Linked DNA regions of Homo sapiens: region 1 is linked to region 2. Evidence: chromatin loops called from intact Hi-C (ENCODE). Cell type or tissue: endothelial cell of umbilical vein. All regions are shown on one strand. Each heading gives the region's core, and the rest is flanking DNA. Links, peaks and the distances in the headings are about the cores only.

Evidence for each region. Hi-C counts contacts between places; a loop is a spot of excess contacts. Peaks named below come from ENCODE experiments on the same cell type or tissue, not always from the same donor. Only the 100,000 strongest peaks of a DNase experiment are listed, where the experiment ranks them.
Region 1: a loop joins it to region 2, with 10 times the contacts of the local background. A loop is called at or near these places in 2 of 110 quality-filtered maps.

Annotation. Positions count from the first base shown.
Region 1 is chrX:50,200,227-50,208,557 of GRCh38, reverse strand. AKAP4 (A-kinase anchoring protein 4) reads left to right here and starts at 7,551. Exons shown (of 6, transcript NM_003886.3): 1 at 7,551-7,695. The coding sequence starts at 7,669. It overlaps CCNB3 (cyclin B3), which reads right to left and starts at 3,793. Exons shown (of 13, transcript NM_033031.3): 1 at 3,608-3,793. In endothelial cell of umbilical vein, for the core only: a CTCF peak has its summit at 3,859 (motif pointing right); a DNase peak (open chromatin) is centred at 3,957; H3K27ac peaks cover 2,923 bases.
Region 2 is chrX:50,076,960-50,085,295 of GRCh38, reverse strand. CLCN5 (chloride voltage-gated channel 5) reads right to left here. Exons shown (of 15, transcript NM_001127898.4): 8 at 4,580-4,702; 9 at 3,449-3,655. Among named protein-coding and RNA genes, the nearest start is that of MIR502, 67 kb to the right of the region's middle. In endothelial cell of umbilical vein, for the core only: a CTCF peak has its summit at 3,570 (motif pointing right); no DNase peak of the experiment used is centred there.

The DNA.
Region 1 (8,331 bases), core at 332-8,331, 120 kb before region 2:
AAAAATCAACCCATGTAATCCAACATCGATATTGTCTTGTACACTGAGAACTACAAAACATCATTAAGAGAAAGACCTAAATAAATGGAAAGATGTTCCGTGTTCATTGATCAGCTTACTTAATATTAAGATGGCAATACTGCCCAGATTGATCTACAGAATCAACACAATCCATATCAAAATCTGTGTGGTTCAGGGTTAACATATCAGACCTAAGAATATTGTCATTTGAAAATCCTGCTTACAAAGGTTGGCCCTTGGCTAGTATCTGGAAACTTGGATTTGGGGAGGGTTCCCACAACACTAATTGATAATATGAGCTCACTTTGCCTTATGGTTTATGGTGAACACCAGATTTCCTCCTAGAAATCTGAAATTTCGGTATGTGCTAGGCAGGAGGTGCCTGTATCACCAGCCCCCAATAAAAACCCTTGCCACTGATTCTCCAATGAGCTTCCCTCACAGACATTTCACACATGTTGCTACAGCTCATTGCTGGAAAAAGTTTTGCTACGAAGCCAGTCACCAAAGACCACATATTGTATTATTCCATTTATACTGAATGTCTGGAATAGGCAAACCTATAGAGACAGAAAGTAGATTAGTGGTTGCCTAAAGCTGGGAGATATAGGGGTGGAGGGGTGGCTGGAGTGTGATGGACAAAGGGTATAGGGTTTCTTCTGGGGGTGATTAAAAAAGCTCTAAATTGATTATGGTAATGGTTGTACAACTCTGTGACACAATATACTAAAAAAATTGAGTTGTACACTTTAAATGAGTGAGTTACATGGTATATGAATCATATTTCAACAAAGCTATTATAAAAAATAACAGAGTAGCTAATAAAGTATATCAGTTCCTAAAAACTGTTACATTGAAGAGTGGCAAGGATAGATTCAGTGGAATCAGTTAGCCAGTTATTACAATAATCCAGGCAGTTTGGATCAGGATGACCCAATGTTTTTGGCCTTGACCAAGCACTTCTATGTGGTCCTGGGGCTAGCAATTCTTGAAGAACCATTACCACTTATTTTCAATTATGTAAATATCATTAGGCATTTGCTAATATATATGAACCTGTGCTACCCTTAGCAGGGTAAGTGAAAATGGGCAAAACACAGTCATTCTCTTCAAGAAGTCCTGTTTTTGGAAAGATAAAGCTCATAATGAAACAAATACACCACAAGGCAGAATGTGATATGTGAATTTATAAATTCACTAGGTGAATGTAAAACTGTTGAGAATTTCAGAAGACACAAATGATTGAGTCCACTCTTATAATCAACACCATCACTATTGTCATAATCATCTCAACATCACCAAGAGTTACTGAGTGTCTAAGCACATGAGCCACTGCTAGGTTGTACACAGAGACAGTTACTGCCTTCCTTGAACCTATACATATCTTCATAATGGAAATATTAAGGAAATGTATCAATAAATACGACATACACAAAAATGCAGTTTTTAGGATGGGGAGTGATTCTGTCAAGAGAAATCACCAATTTCCCTTTTAATTGGAGGAACACCTTCTCAAGACGGCTTTTTTACGGGGTGTTCTCCTACTGCATGGGAATACGTTTTCCAACAGCTGCGACCTCCTAGTGACCACATGAAGTCATTACCCCGATTCATCATCCTGACTTGAGAGCAAGAGGCACAGGAGGCTGGAGTGCAGTTGGCGAGATCACTCCTCATTACAGCATCAACCTCCCATGCTCAAGCGATCCTCCCACCTCAGCCTCCGGAGTAACTGGGACTACAGGCACGCGCCACCACACCCAGCTAATTTTTTTTTTCTTTTGGTAGAAATGGAGGTTTTGCTCTGTTGCCCAGGCTGGTCTCAAACTCAGACTCTTGCCTTCAAGCAATACTCCCACCTCAGCCTCTCAAAGTGCTGGAATTACAAGAGTGAGCCACCGTGCCCAGCTGTCATAAAGTAATACTATATTTCATTTTTATTATTTTTTCTTTTGAGACAGTCTTGCTCTGTCGTCCTGGCTGGAGTGCAGTGGCATGATCTCGGCTCACTGCAACCTCCCACTCCCAGGCTCAAGTGATCCTCCCACCTCAGCCTCCCGAGTAACTGGGACTACAGGCGGGCACCACAACACACTGCTAATTTTATTTTATTTCATTTATTTTTTGGTAGAGACGGAAGTTTTGCTATGTTGCCCAGGCTGGTCTCAAAGTCCTGCCCTCAAGCTTTCTTCCCGCCTCAGCCTCCGAAGGTGCTGGTATTACAGGAGTGAGCCGCAGCGCCCAGCTGTTACCAAGTAATAGTATATTTTATTTATTTATTTATTTATTTATTTTGAGATGGAATCTCGCTCTGTCGCCAGGCTGGAGTGCAGTGGCGCCATCCCGGCTCACTGCAACCTCTGTCTCCCGGGCTCAAGTGATTTTCCTGCCTCAGCCTCCCAAGTAGCTATAGACGCATGCCACCATGTCCCGCTAGTTTTTGCATTTTTAGTAGAGACGGGGTTTCACCTTGTTGGCCAGGATGGTCTCGATCTTTTGATCTCGTGATCCGCCTGCCTCAGCCTCCCAAAGTGCTGGCACTACAGGCGTGAGCTACCGTGCCCAGCTATTTAATTTTTTTTTCTTTTGAGACAAGAGTCTCACTCTGTCGTTCAGGCTGGAGTGCAGTGGCACGATCTCGTCTCACTACAACCTCTGCCTCCTGGACTCAAGTGATTCTCCTGCCTTAGCCTCCCAAGTAGCTACAGACGCATGCCACCATGCCCAGCTAATTTTTGTATTGTTAATAGAGACGGGGTTTCACCATGTTGGCCAGGATGGTCTCGATCTCTTGACCTCGTGATCCGCCTGCCTCAGCCTCCCAAAGTGCTGGGATTACAGGCGTGAGCCACTGCGCCTGGCTATTTAATTCTTTTTCTTTTGAGACAAGAGTCTTACTCTGTCGCCCAGGCTGGAGTGCAGTGGCGCCATCTTGGCTCACTGCAACCTTTGCCTCCCAGTTCAAGCCATCCTCCTGCCGCAGCCACTGCACCCAGCTGTAATGTTTAATACATTCATTCACTGATACACTATCTGCAGGGCAGGATAAACATTTTGTCACCAAGTAACTGTATATTTAAGTTTTTTTTTTCTTTTGAGACAGAGTCTTGCTCTGTCACCCAGGATGGAGTGCAGTGGCACCATCTTGGCTCACTGCAACTCTGCCTCCCAGTTTCAAGCGATTCTTCCGCCTCAGCCTCCCGAGTAGCTGGGACTACAGGCGCGCGCTACCACGCCCGGCTAATTTTTGTCTTTTTAGTAGAGACGGGGTTTCGCCATGGTGGTCAAGCTGGTCTCGAATTCCTGAGCTCAGGTGATCTGCCCGCCCCGGCCTCCCAAAGTGCTGGGATTACAGGCGTGAGCCACCACGGTCAGCCTGAAGTACTTTTTAAAGGTTATTTTTTCAGATGTTCCAGAAAAGTTTGTTGGTTTGACAGGGAGGAAATAAACTAATTAAAGGCTAGTTCCCTCAGCCAGTTTTCCTCCCACATCTCCAGCCTGACACAGGATATACTTCTATATTTATAATATATAATCAATATATAAGGCAAAAAGCTCTCGTCACGACTGACAATACATGTTGTACCTTTAACAAGCCACAAATGGACTGGAAGAAAAGCTATTAGCAGAATGTTCTCCACCTATCGGAAACTGAAAGAAAACAATACAAAAATAAACCAATCAAAATGTAGATGAGGAACAGAGAGAGAGAGAGAGAGAGGCGACCAACCGCCTCAGCCCAACTGTCTCAGAATGACGGAAATGCTTCCACAGAAATGCACCTCAGAACAACTGGTACGAGAGGCGGCCGGATTGACCCCACCATTCTCACCAGCAGGGGGAGATCACGAATCAGCGCTTTTTTTTTTTTTTTTTTTAGTCAGACTTAAAACCACCAGATGGGGCCAGAAGATCAGAGTAAATACCTTTCTACTTTTCTTTTTCTCAGGGAATTTCTCTTCTATCTCCAGACCCTGAAAGAAATAAAAGGCATGCTAATCACCACACACACACACGCGCGCGCCCCGCCACCCCCACCCCCAAGACGATGGAAGTGGCCAGTGCTGCCAAGCACCCCCACCAGTCACGTGGCCTCTGCGCTCCAGCGAGTCATTTATAATTAAAGTGGTAGGCATTTCATAAGGCTGTGCGTGAATTGAGATAATGCATGTAATACACAGTACCAGGCAAATTCTCAGTCCCCACTCCAGACCCGTAGAATGAGAAACTGAAGCCCTCCAGGTGATTCTGATGCACGCCAAAGTGTGACAATTACTGCTCTGGGAAAGAAGCCTGCCCACTCAGATAGCTAACCAAGTTTTTTGGTCATTTTTACAGATCCCATGACGCTGTGATTTCTGAATTATGTTTTCTGCCCTAAAAATTCCAAAACCTTGTGTCTTGAGCCCACCTGTGTGCCCAGTATTGTGGTGGATGCAATGAAAAAGAGATAGATAACCTTCTAGGCTTGCAATGTAGGTAATCTAGGAATAGGAAAAGGTAATTAACTCTACAAGGCCAGATTTAGTAAATGTCAGATGAATTATCCTGACAATAAGCAAATGTTCTAGGAAATCAGGGGAAGGAAATTTCATAATTATAAAAGGGAAGAGCCTGACCAGAAATAGCCACTGCCAAGCCAAGCCCACCCCTCAAAATTAGCCATAAGTCATTTTCTACCGCAAGGTTATGGAACAGAACTTTAGCTGCCTAATTAAGCCCCTGCCTATAAAAGAACCCCTAACATTCCTAAGACTCCACTTATCTTTAGCAGTTGCCCCCTGAAATTTTTTTATGATAATGTTTATAGACTTTAAAAGTCCTTTATTTTCCCCCTCCACTCCTCCAATCACTCATAGGAAAGAAAAAATATGTACAATGCAGACAAAACACAAACACTTGACAGAAGTAATTATACAGTTCCACTGCCAAGATGTTCAAAATGACTAATTTTTCACTTTAGTATGGTTGCATGAAGCTGCTCTAAATGTCATTGTGTACTCTCATGGCAGGAAAACCAAATCAGGAGAAAAAGAAGTGGTGTTCCCAATTATATTGGTCCACAGTAAATGATGTCTGATAATCATTGGCATCACTGCCCATTTTCTAAATGGTCATTGTGTCATCACATAAAAGGTAGGCTAAATCTGAGGCTGGAAGACACCCAGCAAGACTACCAGACAGACAGTGATTTCATGAAGGCTGATGGTTCACTTCATTTAATTTCCTTTTGCCATTATTCATGATAATTATATTATAAACGCAGGTCCCATTTTTATTATCTTCATAGTTTTTTCTAGCCAAATGCAAACCGAGAGTGTATTTAAAGTATTGATTTGCACTCTTATTCACAAGTTTGTGTGAAAGAGAAGAAGTTTGGGTAGAATAAACAAGGTTACAAAATAGATGATGGTGCTTAGAAAAAAAATGATGACCAAGGCTTTTGTGTTTAATATCTCAATATTTGGCTATTAAAGGCAAACCTAAGTGCAGACTATTCACACACCTTCACACACTAATACAATATATTCCTTACTTTGACTATTTGAATATCCCTTATCCCTCACCTGCCCTCCACCCCCTCTACTCAGTACAGACCAATTTGAGAGCCTCGAGAAGAGAAGGAAGAGGCAGTAAATGTACCGTGACCTATGACTGAGCCAGGTCTGCCTTGATTCTTCCCTTACATTTTGCTCATTGGTTTCACATCCAAATGCTGCCCTTACCTGCTCCTGGTTAGCCTCCAGGATGACAGGATTCAGGTGCCCTGGGAGAGTGCTCTAATCATCCATAGTAGTTCTCTCTTTGTCATCTGGGGATTACTAAGACATTTTCCAGGCATGAATCATGGTTGTTCCTTTCCGGGCTGGGAGACACAGAGTTTTTGTTTTTGTTTTTGTTTTGTTTTATTTTTAATCTCTTAGAGATATGATTTCTTGTGCTTGGAGAATAGGTAAACATTTTCTTCCTTTGCTTCATATTCCACAGAGATGAGCCAGACACAGGAGCTCCAACTTTGTCTTTAATCATCAAAAGTTGCCCCTTGACAAAAGGATGGTATAGGAAAAGCAACAAAGACCCTCTTCATGATCAAACTTTAGTCAGGCTTCTCTAAGCCCACTTCTCAGCTAGGCCTCAACTTTGGCCTATAAGAACTGCAACTTTCGGCACAATTTCATCCACCTGCCCCCCAATACATACACACACTAAGAGACTTGAACAAACACCAGCGTAGTTTCTATCAGCTCAAGGCCATTTCCCTAGGATGACAATCTCAGCCCTTTTAAAATGCCTTCCTGAGACAGTTCAAAGCTGCCAAAAGGCCATTTCCCTAGTATGACAATCCTAGCCCCCCTTAAAATGCCTTCCTGAGACAGTTCATTGCTGCCAAAAGAATTTACTGTTTGTTCAGGCCAAAACCTGACTACAGGCCCTGACTCCCTTCCTTACAGCATGTACTTTAGAAAACTTGCAATTGTAAATTCTTTCTCTCTTCTTTTAAGATGTATCTTCTACAACCCAGGACTGTCTTTCTCAACAACCTGGAAGCCATCCCTTTGTAATGTAATGATCAAGAAAAATAGGGTCCATGTCTCCCTGTCTCTATGGGAAGGTAGGAGCTTAGCTTTCTTTTCTTTTCTTTTTTTGATTTTACTTTCTTTCATTTCTTTCTTTATAGTTCTTAATTATGTTTTTCTTTATAAACCTGACATTGTGAACATAGGGAACCTAACTTTAATAAGCACCCATTAGCAAACACAGATGCCCCAATACATTGACCAAGCTCACCCCCACTCAATGTCCTTCGGTACTTTTCCTTAGCACACCCTGCCTTTTGTTTCAGTGGAGTTGAGATCTGTTCATCAGAAGTCTCTCTCCTCTACTGCAGTGGCCTGAATAAAATCTGTCTTGCCGCCTCTAACAAATTCCAGGCTCTGTTTCTGTTTGACACCATGAGCTAACAGGATCAAAATAATATAGCGGAGTTAGAGATGCAATCTCAGGGGCAACAGGAAAAAGAATAAATGGAGGTAGAACCAAGAATATGGAACTCTTTTAGGGGATCATCTCAACTGATTGTTAATTCAGATGCATTTATTTACATGCATGCAGTATTAAAGTGGAGACATGGAGAAAAGACAAGGAAAGATGAGACTTGGGCAGAGTGAGAGACATTTGGTTGTGGGATAATATTTCCAAACTGGGGCTAAACTCAGTAAGATGAGATGAAGGCATCTCAAAGTGTAATGGATAAATCTCTAACACATACTGCAGCCAACAAACCAGCACTGGCCAGATTGAAAAGATTAAGTGGAGCTTAAGTCTTTTCATGGCCTAGGGAGTCTGTAAAAGACAGACCCTGTCTCAACTAGATCAGCCTTTCTCTGGACAACTTATTTCTCATAGGGAAGGTCAGAGCCTGCTAGACCACTTAGAGCACACAGAATCCTTAGAGCCCTCCATCTTTGTGCTGTCACTGTTCTCTATAGAAACGGTGATGTCAAGAAGAGGTAACTCTGGTACCAGCTGGCAGTCAAGGCTGTAGGAGGGCATGGAGAGTTGAAGAAAAAAGCAGTATCTTGAGGCAGACTGGAAGAGTCATCACAGCATCCAAATCAACAAGAAAACATCATTCCAGGGTCCTACATGATGGCGTACTCTGATACTACAATGGTAGGGACATCTGACTTCTTTTTGACTAGCTAAGGGGGCATCTTAATGGTGAGGTGAAACTACAGAAGCTGCTGAGGCAGCCTCCAAGTTTCTATTTTCATACTTTTATTTGGGATACCCAGAAAAGATTTTGATCAACATTTCTCTGTTTCTACGTAAATCTAAAGATCTCTTGCAATATAACTCTGATTCTCTAGTAGGGGTATGATTAGATTGTTCTGGAGGTCTCGCAGGAAATGAAAAGAGAAGGGATATCTTGATGGACTGTGAGCCAGAGAAAATGTGAGAAAAATGGTGTGTACCCTCATAGAGATAACAGAAAAAGTTTGTCGCACCACAGGCAGCCTGATGTGCTTTTGATGGGAATAGGTTTCTGAGTTTGCCAACATGCCCACCTTTGCTTAGGTTGTGACAGTTCAGGCATTGTGACCCAACAAACTCTGTTGCCACACCCCAGGGTCAGAGGCAGCAGGGGAAAGCCTGGCCCCTCAGTCTGGTCCAACAGCTGACAGGGGTGGCAGCCAACTGCAGGTGCCCAAGAACTTGGCACTTCTCAGTTCCATCTAAAGGGGCACATCTCCCTTCTGGGTGTCACGTTTTCAGCCAAACATCTAAAAGAACTTCATCATCAAGGTA
Region 2 (8,336 bases), core at 103-8,102:
TGTGTAGGTGTGTGTGTACATGTAAAATGTACATGACAAACACTAATAATGGCAAACAAACCAAAATTAATAGATGGACCAAGTCCTTTCATTGGATTCTGGTTGCTATGGAGAGAGATGATTTGAAGAAGTAAAGAAATATTTTAGAGAAAGTTGAACAAAATTACGAGTTTTGAAGAATAAAAAGGTCCTTGGCAAAATAAGCATATAGGATTATCTGGAAGAGTAGGATGGCTCAGGAAAATGATGGGGAGGAAAGAATGGAATCTCTGGTGCTAGCTGGAAGGGCTTTGAAATTCCTAGCTACAATGGCTTTCATTTAAGAAAGATGAGGACAGCCAACATGCAACTTGAGAAAGGGGATTTCAGTGACTATGTTTAGGATGAATCAAGAGACAGAAAGAATCGGGGTAGCTAGTTTGCTTTAATTTTATATTGTAGAGTGGAGTCTGTCTACACCCTTCTTTCTCAAGTCTGTTTTACTCTCAACCATCTGCCCACTTTGACAAGGCCATAAGACAAAAAAGGTTGCCGCTGATGATGAAAGCAACAGGAAAAAATAACTGGAAAGTCTAAATAAGTGCTAGAAAGTAAATTTAAGATTCAAATACTAGCCGGTTGTGGTGGCTCATGCCTGTAATCCCAGCACTTTGGGAGGCTGAGGCAGGAGGATCACTTGAGCCCAGGAATTCAACACTGGCCTGGGCAACATGGCAAAACCCAGTCTCTACAAAAAAATTCACAAAATCAGCTGGGTATAATGGCATGTGCCTGTAGTCTTAGCTACTGGGGAGTCTGAGGTGGGAGAATTGCTCAAGCCCAGGTGATGGAGGTTGCAGTGAACTGAGATCACACTACTGCATTCTAGCCTGGCCAAAAGACTGAGACCCTGTCTCCAAAAAAAAAACAAAAACAAAAACAAAAAAAACCAATTCAAATACTGTCACGCACCACGTAACAACGTTTCAGTCAATGATGGACCACATACAACATGGTGGCCCCATAAAATTATATTATATTTTTACTGTGCTTTTTCTATGTTTAGATGCACAAATATTTACCATTGTGTTACAATTGCTCACAGTATTCAGTATAGTCGCATGCTGTACATGTTTGTAGCCTAGGAGCCATAGGCTATATCATAAAGCCTAGGTGTGTAGTAGGCTAGACCATCTAAGTTTGTGTAACTTCAATCTATAATGCTTGCACAGTGACGAAATCTCCTAACAATGCATTTTTCATAACATATCCCTGTCATTGAGACATGACTGTATTCATATGAGTCTAACTGGAGAAATATATGGCATCTGTAGAGAGAAACAGCCAAATCGAATTCCCCTCTTATTTTATTAGAAACTATTTGAACAAAAATGCCAATTTTTAGAATGAAAGTCCCCAGCAATCTGTAGTTTCAAATTCACCTTCATCCATGCAAAACCAGCAACAATCACCACTTCACTCTTAACCATTATAATATTTTTTTAAAAAAATTTCAAACACAGAAAAGGTGAAAGAATAGCACAAAGAAGTCCTACATATCTTCATGTAGCTTCTGTAATTGCTACCATTACTGCATTTGTTTTATGATTCTATTTTTTTCTGAAGAATTGGAATTTCACTCAGAAAAGTCAGTTGCACATATAAGGCTCATGTACCCTGAAATGCTTCAGTGCATGTAGGATATAAATGCTTTTATGTCCTAAAAGCAAAGACAGTCTCTTCCATAATCACAGTTCAATGATCAAAATAGGAAATTTACACTAATAACTGTTATTTGATCTATAAATCTCATTCAAATTTCATAACTGTTCTAATAAAGCCCTTCTAGAAAAAAAATGTTTTCTCAACTCTTCCCTTCTGTTGAATGTCATTCCCATTTAACAACCTCACCAACTTAACACTACCTTTAAGTCCCTCTACTGCATGACAGGTAGTTAAACAATCTACTCATATTTCCCCATCTTCTCTCCTGCTAGCTTTCCTCTCCTTTCTAACAGTGCCAGGACCTTTCTCCCTTGAACCAACAAAATTTATTCTATATTTGAAATCTCAATATCTTTGAGTTTCCTTCTGGGTCTTGTGGTTAATTTTTTTTTTTTTTTTGGTTTTCATAAGAAATCATTAGGTTCCTGTTTTGTGAAAAATCCTTTTAAGTGAAATGACCTTAGTCTTGACCCATTCCATATGTGACTTCTTTGTAATTCAAAGAAAATAAAGCAAGAGCCATTATTCTCTTAGGCCCTTAATTATAGCAAGAAAAAAGTAAACCAATGACTTGGAACTTTTTTTTAAAAAAGTCCTTCCTCCTCAAAACAGCATACATTAACAACTGCATAAACATGACAGCCACTACAGAGGTGCCATGGCGGGACTAATTTAGCTGGGCTGAAACAAAAGGTAGAGAGAGGTCCAATACAGAGAGAAACTAATTCAAGTATAGTGTTAGATAGAAATAGAAAGTGAAAAAACCGACATCTGAAACATACACTGCACTTATATGTACTATTCCATAGCAATAAACAACTTCTTTTAAAATCTATTCTTTCTGTAACTTATTTTGTAAGAGAAGCAATATATACTTGAATAGAATTACATACAATAAAAAGTTAAAATCCTTACTTCTCCTTCACTACCCCTCACTCTCCCACTCACCATAGATAAACATTTTTAACAGTTTGACGTGAGCCAGGCATCGTGTCTCATGCCTGTAATCCCAGCACTTTGGGAGACTGAGGGAGGAGGATTGCTTGAGCGCAGGAGTTCGAGACTAGCCTGGGCAACATAGTGAAACCCCGTCTCTACAAAAAATACAAAAATTAGCTGGGTTTGGTGGTGCGTGCCTGTAGTTTCAGCTACTTGGGAGGCTGAGGTGGGAGGATCATCTGAGCCAGGGAGGTCGAGGCTGCAGTGAGCCGTGATCATGCCACTGCACTGCAGTCTAGGTGACAGAGTGAGACCCTGTCTCAAAAAAAAAAAAAAGTAAAACCAGTTTGGGGTAAAACCACCTTCCAGACATTTTCTATCAATAAGTGCATGTACACTTTTAAAAAATATGAATTATATTATATACATTACTCAGAAACTGGCTTTTAAAATCAAATGGTGTTTCATAGCCAGAATTCCAAGTCAATATATAAAAGGTTATCTCATTTAATGGTTGCAAAGTATTCTACAGTATGAACAGAATAGTATTTATTAGATCAGTTCCCTATTGATGGACATTTTTGTTGCTTCAGTTTTTTACTATGTTGACAGACGCTGCACTATCCTTATACACCTTTGTGCACACACATGCTAGGATATCTGTAGGATAAATTCCTACAAGTGGAATTGCTGGGTCAAAGGGTGTTTGCATTAACATTGGTAGAACTCTCAAATTCTCACCCCCTAAGATTGTATCATTTATGCTCACAACCAAAAAGAGACTATTAAGGCCATTCATTATTACCTCTCTGCGCTTGGCTTCATTCTTCCTGTATTTGTTGAAGCAGTGGCACAGGATGTTCCCACAGCAGCAAGCCACGTGCACTAGAGGGCCCTCTTTGCCCAGGCTCAAGCCAGATGACACTGCCAGCACCAAGGTGATGGTTTTGATAACCAGAGTCCACTTACCCAAATAGCCCCTAATAATGAAACCACTCAAGATAGTTTTTATCTGCAGGTTAAACACAGAAAGATTGAATATAGACTAAGGAAGTCAACAAGGCTAAGAAGCAAAAATCTGGACCTCATTATAGAAACTGCACCTTTTGAATAAGTGACATATAAATGCTTGACCTACAGTGATCCCTGTTTGGAAGAGAGCCCAGGAGCCCAAGAAAGCAAGAACTGTTCTTTAAGCTTTCATGTTCCCCCTTTTTAGGGGGAGGGGAGTGATAGCTGGGCAAGGATGTATTGTAAGTATGAGAGTGTGCATATATGAAGGAGGAGCTGGAGAGGGAGGGATAGGTGTTTTCCTCATGTTACAACGTGGTAGCCCAAGAGGCATGTTTTGAGAGGACAAGGCTAATGTCCCTGAAACAACCTTAAAGGTTAGGTATAGTCTTGATTCCCTGGCTTAAAAAAAAAAAAAATTGTGACTTATTACCTGGTCAGGAAACAGGGAAGGGCAAAGTCATCCTGGTAACCTAAGTCTCAGTGTCTTTAGTCACTGTCAAGCAATCTAAGCCAAAAGTAGTTAGAAACAGGGTTTTAACCATCCCATGTAGCCTAAATCATATTGTGGGAAAGGTACCAAATGATTTTCTTTCTTTTGCCCTGAAAAAGCTGACAATAACACTGCTTTTTCAGGTCAGAATCTTGGGATATACTCTGGAAGCTTTTTGGATAGGGAACAGGGGAAGTTTTCCAGAGCCTGGCTCAACAGGAACCCTCAGGAGGCTAAGAATCAACTCCCTTTAATTTCCTGGTAGCCCAGGCTGAGAGGGACTTGTGGAAAGACCTAGGTCTTAGATGGCCTCAGGATCTGATCCTGTTTAACATTCATCAAATTGTGGTATGTGCTGGAATACATATTAAGAGATTTTAACCAAAAAGTATTCATATTGTAACCATTTATAAACCATTTTAAGAGACTCACCTCAGGGATTCCAGAGCCACAGGCATAAGGCGCAAACACCTTGACAAGAGATACGGCAAGGAAGGCAAATAGGAGAGCCCAGAGGACGTACATGAAATAATTGACTATGTAGGCAAAGGCTCCCTGGAACAGGGGGAAAAAGAAGCTTGTTTTAGCCTAGACAGCTTCAGTGAGACATGCAGCTCTTCTGAGTAATGTTTTTTCAGGAAAAAAAGTCCAAAAAAAAAAAAAACCACCGAGATTAAATTGTTCAAGACTTTTCTTTCTGAATTGTCAACTACTGAAACACTGTCAGGCCACTTAGTACTGAAAATGAGATGCTTTGCTACACCCAAAGGAAATTTACCATGGATTCTAAGGATGAACAAGGAAAAGAGCAAACGGAAAACCATGAAACAAAATTCTCTTTCTATATGAGTGCTTTGATGGGTTTTGTAGTCAAATATATATGATTCCATGTCATTTTACCAAGAGTCTTAAGAGCACCCCCCCAGCTTTTTTGGAATGGCTGAACCTTGGCTTCACATCTGAAGTGAAGAGCGGATCTAAAGTTCCACTAAATTCACCTTTGGCTACTTACCTTGGTGTCAAATTCTCATAGTTTATAGTAACAAAATTTTGGGTGTTTGGCTTTTTTCTTTGCTTTTTAAAATTTTTTTATTGTATGTATTTAAGGTGTACAACATGATGTTTTATATATATACATATAGCGAAATTGTTACTACATTGAAATAAACTTACATGCATATCACCTTCCATAGTTACCTTTCTTTGTATGTGTGGTAAGAGCATCTAAAATATACTCTTAGCAAATTTTTAGTATACAGCATTATTAACTCTACTGTACATTACCTCTCTAGACTTATTCACCCTACCTCACTGCAAATTTGTACCCTTTGGTCCACTTCTCCCCATTTCCTCCTCCTCCATGCCCCAGGTAACCACCATTCTGCTCTCTGGTTCTGTTTACTCAACTTTCTTTTTTAGAGTCCACATATAACTACATCTTCAAGAAAATTTTGGTACCACAGACTCAGGAACAACCATATAAGTAGAAAGTTTTGGACCCTGGTGGTACCAGATATAAATAAATAAAATGGAAACAACTATTTTTTAAAATAGAAAGAATATACTTTTTGAGACTATTCCCCTGTGATAAATGAAGCATGCCACAAAAGAAATCTAGCTTTGACCAGCAGGAAAGATTCATCCATATTAAAGGGCCTGCAAATAGTCATGTCTTACAAAAAAAGCAATTTTGATTAGGAAGTTATGCTTGCTGGTAGAAATATTAGGAATTGCAACTCACTCAGTAAATACAAAACCCAATGGACTTTTGACTTCATAACACAAAACACTATTAAAGTAACTCACTGACCTAGACAAAGAGAACCAGAATGCTCAGGTTTTTTCTGAGTTGTAAATTTGACACAGGTTTTCCATTATCTTAGGCCCTCAGAGGAACACATGATTGCTATTTCTTTGCCTTTCCAATGTAGCTAAGGAGGAAGAAGACTGCAGAGGTAGGAAATGAAGAGGGTAAGGGAGTGAAAGGAAAAGTAACTCAAACTGGCCAGAGGCAGAGACCAGGAGGGCAATTTCCTGGCATTTGGAGAAGGCTTCTTAAAACCTAGAGGAGGCCGAGGCGGGCGGATCACGAGGTCAGGAGATCAAGACCATCCTGGCTAACATGGTGAAACCCCGTCTCTACTAAAAATACAAAAAAATTAGCCGGGCGTGGTAGCGGGTGCCTGTAGTCCCAGCTACTTGGGAGGCTGAGGCAGGAGAATGGCGTGAACCCGGGAGGCGGAGCTTGCAGTGAGCCGAGATCGCACCACTGCACTCCAGCCTGGGTGACAGAGTGAGACTCCGTCTCAAAAAACAAACAAACAAAAACCAAAACCTAGAGGACTCTTTCCCCAGGGAAGGATTTCGTTCATAAAAAGAAGAGCCAGAGAAATCTGTCACTAGAGCAAATCTCAAGCTCCAGTTTGAAAGTAACTGTTGGAATGCTTACACACATACAGCTATAAAGGGGCAGCATGAGGCAGCCCTGCAGTGATAGAACAGTTCTAAATCTTGACTGTGGTGGTGGTTAAACAAATGTCCACATAGGACAAAATGGCAATGAACTATGAACTACATGCGTGCGCGCACATACACACACACAAATACATACATAAATCAATGTGTGTAAACTAAATGGTGAACTAAAGTCTGTGGATTGTACCTATGTCAATTTCCTGGTTTTGCTATGGTACTACATTTATGCAAGCTGTTGCCATTGAGGGAGGGAAGGCTGGGGGAAGGGTACTGAGGACCTCCTTGTACATTGTTTTGCAACTTCCTATGAATCTGTAATTACTTTTGTGTGTGTGTGTGTGTGACAGGATCTCACTCCATTGCCCAGGTTGGAGTGCAGTGGCACTATCATTGCTCACTACAGCCTGGATCTCCTGGGTTCAGGGAATCCTCCCACCTCACCTTCTGAGTAGCTGGGACTATAGGTGGTTGCTACCACGCCCAGTTTTTTTATTTTTAGACACAGGGGTCTTGATATATTGCCCAGGCTGGCCTCAAACTCCTGGCCCCGAGGGATCCTCCCTCCTCAGCCTCCCAAAGTGCTGGGATTACAGGCATGAGGCACACCTCACTCAGTCCTTGGAGGAGAGGATTTTTTTTTTTTTTTGAGATAGAGTCTTGCTCTGTCGCCCAGGCTGGAGTGCAGTGGTGCGATCACGGCTCACTGCAACCTCCGCCTCCCAGGTACAAGTGATTCTCCTGCCTCAGCCTCCTGAGTAGCTGGCATTACAGGTGCTCACCACCATGCCTGGCTAATTTTATATATATATGTGTGTATATACATGTTTTTTTTTTTTTTTTTTTTTTTTTTTTTTTTTTTTTGTAGAGACAGGGTTTCACCATGTTGGCCAGGCTGCTTTCAAACTCTTGACCTCAGGTGATCCACCCACCTTGGCCTCCCAAAGTGCTGGGATTACAGGCCACCGCGCCTGGCCAATTACATTTAAAATAAAAGAATCCCCCCAAAAGCAAGGGAAATACACACACACACACACACACACACACACACACACTCTCTCTCTCTCTCTCTCTCTCTCTCTTTCACACCCACCCTAAGTTGTAGGACTTCTCAAACTTTTCTACCTAAGTTCTCCTAATCTAGGAGAGAGTAAACAAAGGCATCAGAGTATGGGACAGGGTACCCGGGAGCAGAGCTGAAAGATTTTTTTTTTTCTTAACAAGTATGAAATTTTGCATTCCATTTTTAAATGATTATTTACATATAATTTTTGAAAAAAAATTCCAAATATTCAGGAAAAAGTAATGCTCTGGGAAGGCAAATAATGTTTGTCCTATAGTTTCACCTACCCTCTGGCACACTGACCTTACCCTAGTTTGAGAAGCATAGACCTAAACTCTCTCAAACATACGGCATGTATCTATCCCTTTTATTGAACCCTTTACCTAAGCCAAGATGCATAGTCATACATGTATATAAACACTCCTATTTCTATCTTTATTCTTTTTCTATCCTCCTTTTCCCTGGACTGTTTGTATTTGTGTATGTGTGTGCACATGCCACCTCAAATTGTTTGTAGACCAAGGAGGGTAATATAAATGTTTAAAAGTACAAACATACATCCTAGTCTTGTTTCCCTCACTAACAAAATAGATGAGTAGTGAACTAAGATGGTACCTGTCTTTGTTGGTGGAAGTCAGGGTGGAATTGGGAGTT